Regions from separate parts of the Homo sapiens genome. Here region 1 is linked to region 2. A link is an interaction called in ENCODE POLR2A ChIA-PET data of the cell type or tissue named here. Cell type or tissue: A673. All regions are shown on one strand. Links, peaks and the distances in the headings refer to the core of each region. The heading gives the core; the rest is flanking DNA.

The links. Peaks named below come from ENCODE experiments on the same cell type or tissue, not always from the same donor. Only the 100,000 strongest peaks of a DNase experiment are listed, where the experiment ranks them.
Region 1: POLR2A ChIA-PET joins it to region 2 with 5 read pairs; 2 of 35 experiments call an interaction of 5 or more read pairs at or near these places.

The regions. Positions count from the first base shown.
Region 1 is chr3:125,350,392-125,354,791 of GRCh38, forward strand. All of the region lies in intron 1 of ZNF148 (zinc finger protein 148), which reads right to left. Among named protein-coding and RNA genes, the nearest start is that of ZNF148, 23 kb to the right of the region's middle. In A673, for the core only: no CTCF peak of the experiment used is centred there; no DNase peak of the experiment used is centred there; H3K27ac peaks cover 651 bases.
Region 2 is chr3:125,924,869-125,929,268 of GRCh38, forward strand. It overlaps the pseudogene FAM86JP. Among named protein-coding and RNA genes, the nearest start is that of LINC02614, 41 kb to the left of the region's middle. In A673, for the core only: no CTCF peak of the experiment used is centred there; no DNase peak of the experiment used is centred there.

The DNA of each region.
Region 1 (4,400 bases), core at 168-4,167, 570 kb before region 2:
TGACCTCAAATGACCCGCCTGCCTTGGCCTCGGCCTCCCCAGGTGCTGGGATAACAGGCGTGAGCCACCACCATGGATTTTTGAGGAAATATTTGCACTCATGTTAACTACAGCAGTAGTCCCCAACCTTTTTAGCACCAGGGACTGGTTTCACGGAAGACAATTTTTCAATGGGTCAAGGATGGTTTCAGGATGAAACTGTTCCACCTTAGATCATCAGGCATTAGATTCTCAAAAGGAGCATGTAAAACAGATTCCTCACCTGCGCCGTTAAAAATAGGCTTCACGCTCCTAAGAGAATGTAAGAGAATCTAATGCCACTGCTGATTTGACAGTGGGCAGAGCTCAGGCAGTAATGCTCACTCACCTGCCACTCACTTCCTGCTGTGCAGCCCAATCTGTAACAGGCCTCCGACTGGCAGCAGTCCATATATATATACACACACACAATGGAACATTATTCATCCTTAAAGAAGGAAATTCTATAACGTTGACAACATGGATGAACCTTAAGAACATTATAAGTGAAACAAGCCAGTCACAGGAGGCCAAATACTGTATGATTCCACTTTTTATGAGGGATTTAAGATAAAGTAGTCAATCTCATAGGAGCAGAAAGTAAAACAATGGTTGCCAGGGGATGAGGGGAGGTAGAAATGAGGAGTTGAGGCTGGGTGTGGTGGCCCACACCTGTAATCCCGGCACTCTGAGTGACCAAGATGGGAGGATCGCTTGAAGCCAAGAGGTCGAGACTACAGTGAGCTGTGATTGCACCACTGCACTCCAGCCTGGGCAACAGAATGAGACCCAGTCTCTACAAAAATAATTTAAAAATTTAAAATTAGCCAGGCGTGGTGGCAGGTGCCTGTAGTCCTAGCTACTCAGAAGGCTGAGGCGAGAAGCTTGTTTAAGCCCAGAAGGTTGAGACTGCAATCTGTTACCGTGCCACCGCACTCCGGCCTGGGCCACAGAGTGAGACCTTGTTTCTCAAAAAAAAAAAAAAAAAAAAAAAAAGCGCAGTTGCTATTCAATGGGTATTGTTTAAGCTATCCAAAATGAAAACGTTCTAGAGATCTGCTGTACAACATTGTGCTTATAATTAACAATACTGTATTGCACACTTAGAAATTTGTTAAAAGGATAGGTCTCATATTATGTATTTTTTATTACAATAAGAAAATTTTAACTGTTATGCTTCAAAAGACACTATCAAGAAAGTGAAAACAACCCACAGAATTGGAGAAGATATATGCAAATCATTTACCTGATAAGTCTAACATCCAGAACATATAAAGAACTCTTAAAACCCAACAATAAAAAGACAACCCAACTAAAAAACAGGCAAAAGATCAGAAGACATTTCTCCAAAAAATACATACAAATGGCCAATAAGCAGATGAAATGATGCTCCACAGCATTAGCCAACAGAGACATGCTAATCAAACCATGAAATACTGCTTCACACCCACCAGCATAGCTATAATCAAAAAGACAGTATGAAGTGTTATCAAGGATATGGAGAAACTGGAACCCTCATATACTGCTGATAGAAATGTAAAATGGTAAAGCTGCTTTGAAACATAGTCTGGAAGTTACTCAAATGGTTAAACAGAGGTACCACATGACTCAGCAATTTTTCACTCTTACATACACATATACACAAAAGAAATGAAAACAAATGTTCACATAAAAACTTGCACATGGACGTTCACAGCAGCATTATTCACAATGGCCAAAAAAAAAAAAACAAAGTGGAAACAACCCAACAACTGATGAATGAATACAAAAAAAAGTGGTAAACCCATATAATAGATTACTATTCAGCAATAAAAAGGAATGAACTGCTGACACATGCTACATCATGTAACATTACACTAAGTAAAAGAAGCCAGACAAAAAAGATCATCTACTTTATGATTCAATTCATATGAAATGTCCAGAACAGGCAAAGTCCTAGAGACTGAAAGTAGACTAGTAGTTGCCAGGGACGGGGAGGAAGAGGGAATGGAAATTGACTGCTAATGGGTAGTTTCTTTTTAGGGTGATGAAACTGTTCTAAAATTGATTATGCTGATGGCTGTATGCCTCTGTACACTGAAAACAACTGAACTGTATAGCTTAAGTGGGTGAATTGTATGGTATATAAGTTATACCTCAATAACACCGTTTAAGGAAAACTATATGATGGCTGGAATTTGCTTCAAAATAACATGGAAGATCTAAGTAAACGGAGAAATATCCTGTGGTCACGGACTGAAGGACCTCTATCTTAAAAAAAAAAAAAAAAAAGATCTTCTCAAATTCAACTATAGGTTTATTCAATTCCTATCAAACTCCCAGCAAGATTTTTTTTGTAGATACAGATGTGATTATTCTAAAATTTATATGGAAAGGCAACAAAACCAGAAGAGCTAAAACAATCTTGACAGAGAAGAATGAAGTGAGAGGAGGCACTCTACTCGATAAGACTCACTATAAAGCTATAATAATCAAGACAGCGTGGTACTGGAGGGAAGGCAGACACACTTATCAATGGAAGAGAATACAGAACCCCAAAACAGACCAATACAAATATGTTCAACTGATTTTTGAGCAGTTTGGAAGTTTTTTAAATAACTAAACATGTACTTGCCATACAACCCAGCAATCCCACTCTTGGGCTTTTATCTCAAAGAAAGGAAAACTTTTGTTTACAAAAAACGCTGTACACAAATGTCCATAACCTCTTTATTCATAATAACAAAATACTGCAACATACTAAAAGTTCTTTAACAAGTGAATGGCTAAACAAAGTATGTATGTATACAAAGTATACATACATAAACAAACTATGTCATTCTGGAAAGAACAAAACTATAGATAGTAAACAGTTTGCCAGGGTACAAGGAGGAGTGTTGGAATGGGGTGGGAACATAAAGGGATAGCAAGAGGAGTTTCCTTTGTGATGAGGCAATAGTTCTGGATCTTGGTCTTGGTGGTAGTTACATGAATTTATATATGGCATAAAATTGCTAGAACTGTGAACACACAAAAATAAGTGCAGGTTTAAAAAGCAGTGAAAATGATATAAATTCTGTAGTGTGGTTAACAGTAATATACCAATGTCAATTTCCTAGTTTTGATGTCTTACTAGAAATTTATTAAGATGTCTGGGTGAAGGGTACACAGGACTATGTACTAATTTTGCCACTTCCTGTGAGTCTATAATTTTTTCAAAATAAAGGTTTTTTCCTTTTTTTATATAGTAGGGACAGAGTTTCGCCATGTTTCCTAGGCTGTTCTTGAACTCCTGAGTTCAAGAGATTCACCTGCCTTGGTCTCCCATAGTGTAGGGATTACAGGCATGAGCCACTGTGCACAGCCCAGAATAAAGTTTAAAAAAAAAAAAATTAACATGTGAGGCCAGGTTCAGTGGTTCATGCTTGTAATCCCAGCACTTTGGGAAGCCAAAGCGGGAAGATCACGTGAGCCTAGGAGTTTGAGACCAGCCTGGGCAACATAGCAAGACCCCATCTCTATATAGAAACTAAAAAAAGAGAGAGGAGAGAGGGGTAAGGTGGAGGTACAGATGACATAAGCTTAGCCATTAATTGCTATATGAGAGTTCATAATATTCTATTTTTCATCATTTACGTTTTTCCATAATAAAAGGTTAATAAAAATATAAGAAAGCCATATACCAAAATATTAAAAGCAGTTTCTCTTGATTCCATTTTTCTTTATGCTAATATGCATTTTAAGTTTTTTCTATTAAATAAATTTCTTACATAAAATTTAAATTTTAAATTTCAAAATTTTTTTAAATTTCAATGTCATATATAAATTTTTAAGGAAATCTTTGCTCATATTGTCTTTTTGGAGATGTTCACTGCTCCTGCGGCCACACAAATCACACTCAGACATTCAGAGCCTGGAAAACTCAGTTCACTTTTTTTGTTTTGTTTTTAGGAAAAAAAATTAAACATAAAAGAACCCCATTGAGGGAACACTTATTCTATTTTATGGAATTGTTGCCCAATTCTTTAAAAAATTAATTTAAAAAAGAACCCCATTGATACTTCTTCTGACAATACACTGCTTAAGCAATCTGAAAATATTTCATGTAAATATCCAATTTGTATTTCCCCAATTACATTTCACCTGAAGGTTCCAGTTATCTTTTTCTAAAATTAACTAGGGGGTCTTGCTATAACAGATTTACAATCAGCACAATAATTCACCACTTTAGTGATCCTCACACAACAGAACAAATGTGTTAAGTTCAAGATACCCTAAGATGTTTCAGTAATTCTGGTTGAGTTTGCATTCAAAATTTTGCCTAAGCTATCATAACTAACTTTAATTGTTTTGTTTTAAAAATTGTATGTGGTCTTTTTAAATTTTTCAGACATTTTCTTAAA
Region 2 (4,400 bases), core at 286-4,285:
TATGACCACTGCCTCTCTGGCTCGCCCTGCTGCTGAGGTCAGCATGACCTGGGACTGTCCGCTGGTCCCTTTCAGTAACCTGAAACTTTCACCGTAGACGTGCTGTATTGCCCAGAAGCCATCGTGTTGCTGGTCGGGGTCCTGCTGAGGCTGGCTGCCTGCCGGGAGCACCAGCGGGCTCCTGAGGTCTATGTGGCCTTTACTGTCCGCAACCCAGAGACATGCCAGCTGTTCACCACCGAGCTAGGTGAGCCCCCATGCCCACCCGGGCCTGCATGGTCCCCGAGCTGTCCCTGCGGGACTCCAGTGGAAGTGAAAGAACTGGGGGCTGGGGAAAAGCTAGGATGCCCCACACTCCCACACCATGCGGGGAACTAGGGCAGAGGCCGGTGAGCAGGGTGGGCTCGGGGCTGGGGGCTTGTGGCAGGAGGAGGGCAGCTCAGCACAGGGAGGGAGGATCTGAGCCCAGCAGCCCTACTGTGTGCTTCAGAGCAGGGTTCCCTAAGCCCTTGGGCCTCAGTTTCCTCATCTATAAAATGGAGGTGGTGGGAGGGGCAGTCGGGGTCAGGGCTGGACACAGCTGTGGCCTGCAGGACGCTGGAACACAGGCTGTACGGGCGGATCCACCATGCCACTGTCCTGAGCACCCAGTTGATGGAAGACGAGCAGGGTGACTATAGAGAAGGGGAATTGACCCCGTAGTGGGCCAGCCACTGTCCTCAGACCTGACATTTGTCAGCCCCCAGCACCTGTGAGAGTGTGCTATCATTGTCCCATCTCACCGACAAAGACACTAGGACACACAGAGGCTAAGCAACCCCCGAGCTCCCACAGACTGCAGCCCGGCCACCTGGCTCTCGTGCCTCCACACTACACCCAAGCCCCCCATTGCCACCAGCCTTTGCCCCAGCTCCCCCTGAGCACAGCCCCTCCTGGCAGCCATGTGCACAGATGCACGCGCAGGAGCCTCTGCCTGCACACACAGACACGGGTCCAATGCCTGTCCACGTGGGGCAGCCCGTTAACTACAGAGCCAACAAACAAGCCAGCACACGAAGACACACTAGGTTCCATGACAGAGTCCCTCACAACCTCGCACAGGAGGCTGGCCGGGCGCGGGGCTCAGGCCTGTCATCCCAGCAGTTTAGGAGGCTAAGGCAGGAGGACTTCTTGACACCAGGAGTTCAAGACCAACCTGGGCAATATAGTGGGACCCCATCTCCACAAAACATACAGAAACTAGCCGGGCATGGTTGCGCACACCTGTAGTCCCAGCTACTCGGGAGGCTGAGGTGGGAGGATGGCTTGAGCCCAGGAGGTGGAGGCTGCAGTGAGCCCTGATCTCACCACTGCACTCTAGCCTAGGCAACAGAGCAAGACCCTGTCTCAAAAAGGCAAAAAAAAAAAAAAAAAAAGGAAGTTTTTCTTCAGATACTTACGTGAAAAAATACCTGCAATATCTTTTAAGTGAAAAAAACAGTGCCAAGCAGCACACATAGTAGAAGCCCCCACCCACCTTTTTTTTTTTTTTTTTTTTTTGAAACAGAGTCTGGCTTTGTATTGCCCAGGCTGGAGTGCAGTGGTGCCATCTCGGCCCACTGCAACCTCCCACCTCCCAGGTTCAAGCTATCCTCCCATCTCAGCCTCCTGAGTAGCTGGGACTACAGGTGCGTGCTACCACGCCTGGCTAATTTTTGTATTTTTTGTAGAGTCGAGGTTTCGCCATGTTGGCCAGGCTGGTCTTGAACTCTTGACCTCAAGCGATCTGCTGCCTCAGCCTCCCAAAGTGTTAGGATTACAGGCATGAGCTACTGCACCCAGCCCCATTTTTGTTTAAAAAATAATAATAATCACCCACACATGGTTATGAGTACCTATATTCCCAACTACTCAGGAGGCTGAGGCGGGAGGATGGCTTAAGCCCAGGAGTTTGTGGCCCCCTTGAGCAACATAGCAAGACTTCATCTCAAAAAAAAATTATCACAATAATCATTTTCACATAAGTATACCTATAGGGGAAAACCTGGAATATATATAGAGCAGGCTTGTCCAACCTGCGGCCCAACACAAATCTGTAAACTTTCTTAAAACAGTATGAGGTTTTTTTGTGATTTTTTTTTCTTTTAGCTCACCAGCTATTGCTAGCATTAGTGTATTTTATGTGTGGCCCAAGGCGATTCTTCTTCTTCCAGTGTGGTGCAGGGAGGCCAAAAGATTGGACATCCCTGATATACACGTTAACAGGTGCCATCCTTGGATGGCAGGATTATAGAGACTTCTACACGTTCATGTCTGTACTATTTCATTTTTATAAATACGCATTTTCCACTCGTAACAAAAAACTGTGACTGAAAATCATCCCGGGCCACAGTGTCTCATGCCTGTAATCCCAACACTGTAAGAGGCTGAGGCTTTGGGAGGCTGAGGTGAGGGGATCACTTAAGGTCAAGAGTTCAAGACCAGCCTGGCCAACACGGTGAAACCCCATCTCTACTAAAAACACAAAAATTAGCCAGGCGTGGTGGTGCATGCCTATAATCCCAGCTACTTGGGAGACTGAGGCAGGAGAATCACCTGGGAGGCATTGCAGTGAGCTGAGATTGCACCACTGCACTCCAGCCTGGGGAACAGAGTAAAACTCTGTCTAAAAAAAAATAATAAAAGAGGCTGAGGCAGGAGCATCACTTGAGGCCATGAATTCAGGACCCCATCTCTACAAAATAAAAAAATTACTAGCATGGTGGCACACACCTGTCATCCCAGCTACTCAGGAAATGGGAGGATTGCTAGAGCCCAGGAGTCGAGGCTGTAGTGAGCAATGACTGTGCCACTGCACTCCAGCCTGGGTGACAAAACAAGATCGTATCTCAAAAAAAAAAAAAAAAAAAAGGATCATTCTGGCTAACGGCTCTTCAGACATCTGTGCTTATGAGAACACCAGCCCCTTCTAAGCTGTGTGTGTGTGTGTGTGTGTGTGTGTCTGTGTGTGATTTTTTTTTTTTGAGATGGAGTCTCACTCTGTCACTCAGGCTCGAGTGCAGTGGCACAATCTCGGCTCACTGCAACCTCCGCTTCCTGGGTTCAGGCAATTCTCCTGCCTCAGCCTCCCAAGTAGCTGGAATTACAGGCACCCGCCATCGTGCCTAGCTAATTTTTGTATTTTTGTAGAGATGGGTTTTACCATGTTGGCCAGGCTGGTCTCGAACTCCTGAACTAAAGTGATCCACCCGCCTTGGCCTCCCAAACTGTTGGGATTACAGGTGTGAGCCACTGTGCCTGGCCGCTTTCTAAGCTTTGTGAAGAGTGGGTTGACGGAGCAGCCAGGTAGATGTGGGTTCAGATCTCTGCTTCTGTCCTGCTGTGCCAAGTGCTGGGGCAGATGCGGGTAGAGAGTGGACAGCGGCATGGTGCCCGCTGCTAGCCATTTCTATGCAAAACCAGATTTCTGGTCCCATCCTGGAGGCCAATTCTAGGCACCTGGGTGGGCCTGGGAACCTGTGAACCAAGTAAACTGACTTGGACACCGCCCCCCCACCCCGCCAGGCCTGTCCTAGCAGCCCCACACAATACGCTCATGTCCTGTCCCCAAACACTGCCATCCTGAAACACATGTGCTCTGTTTCCAGGCCAGGCCAGGATCAGATGGGAAGTGGAACCTCGTCATGACCAGAAACTGTTTCCCTATGAAGAGCACTTGGAGATGGCAATGCTGAACCTCACACTGTAGGACTCACACACGACTCCAATGGGATTGTGAGAATCAAGTCACTCTCAAGGGAAGAGGTTTCATATGGGAAAGCTGATAAAACTTTCACTGGACTGGAATGTTTGGAGAATGTTAATTTCCAAATCAGGAACTACAAACTGCCCTCTAATAAGACATCGGCTATCTAAGCGTGTGGGTGCTCCCTTTCTGCCAGCAGTTCTGGTTCTTAAGGAAATCGCCATCACTCAGACATGAAAACTCTGGCTCCAAAAATAGCATTTTCTTTGTGCAAATAAAAACGTGTGTATCAAGTATGTGGACACACTCGGTTCCTCACAAAGCCAAGCCTGCTGCAGCTGCCACATCCCTGGACACACTTGGTTCCTCACAAAGCCAAGACTGCTGCAGCTGCCACATCCGCGGACACACTCAGTTCTTCACAAAGCCAAGCCCGCTGCAGCTGCCACATCCCTGGGCTTACGATGCAGCAGGTGCTTTTTTCAAGACAGGAATCAAAATGTTAGGAACACGGCAGAAAGGTGACACCTGGAGACCAAACGCAGGATAAGGAGTACTGCAGAGGTCACAGGGAAGTCACAGAACAGTAATACGCTAGCAGGGGCATGGGGCATGAAGAACAGAAGAAGAGAGGAAGTGTTTCCGAGCCTCCGGAAAAGAAATCAGAGCCAAGCAC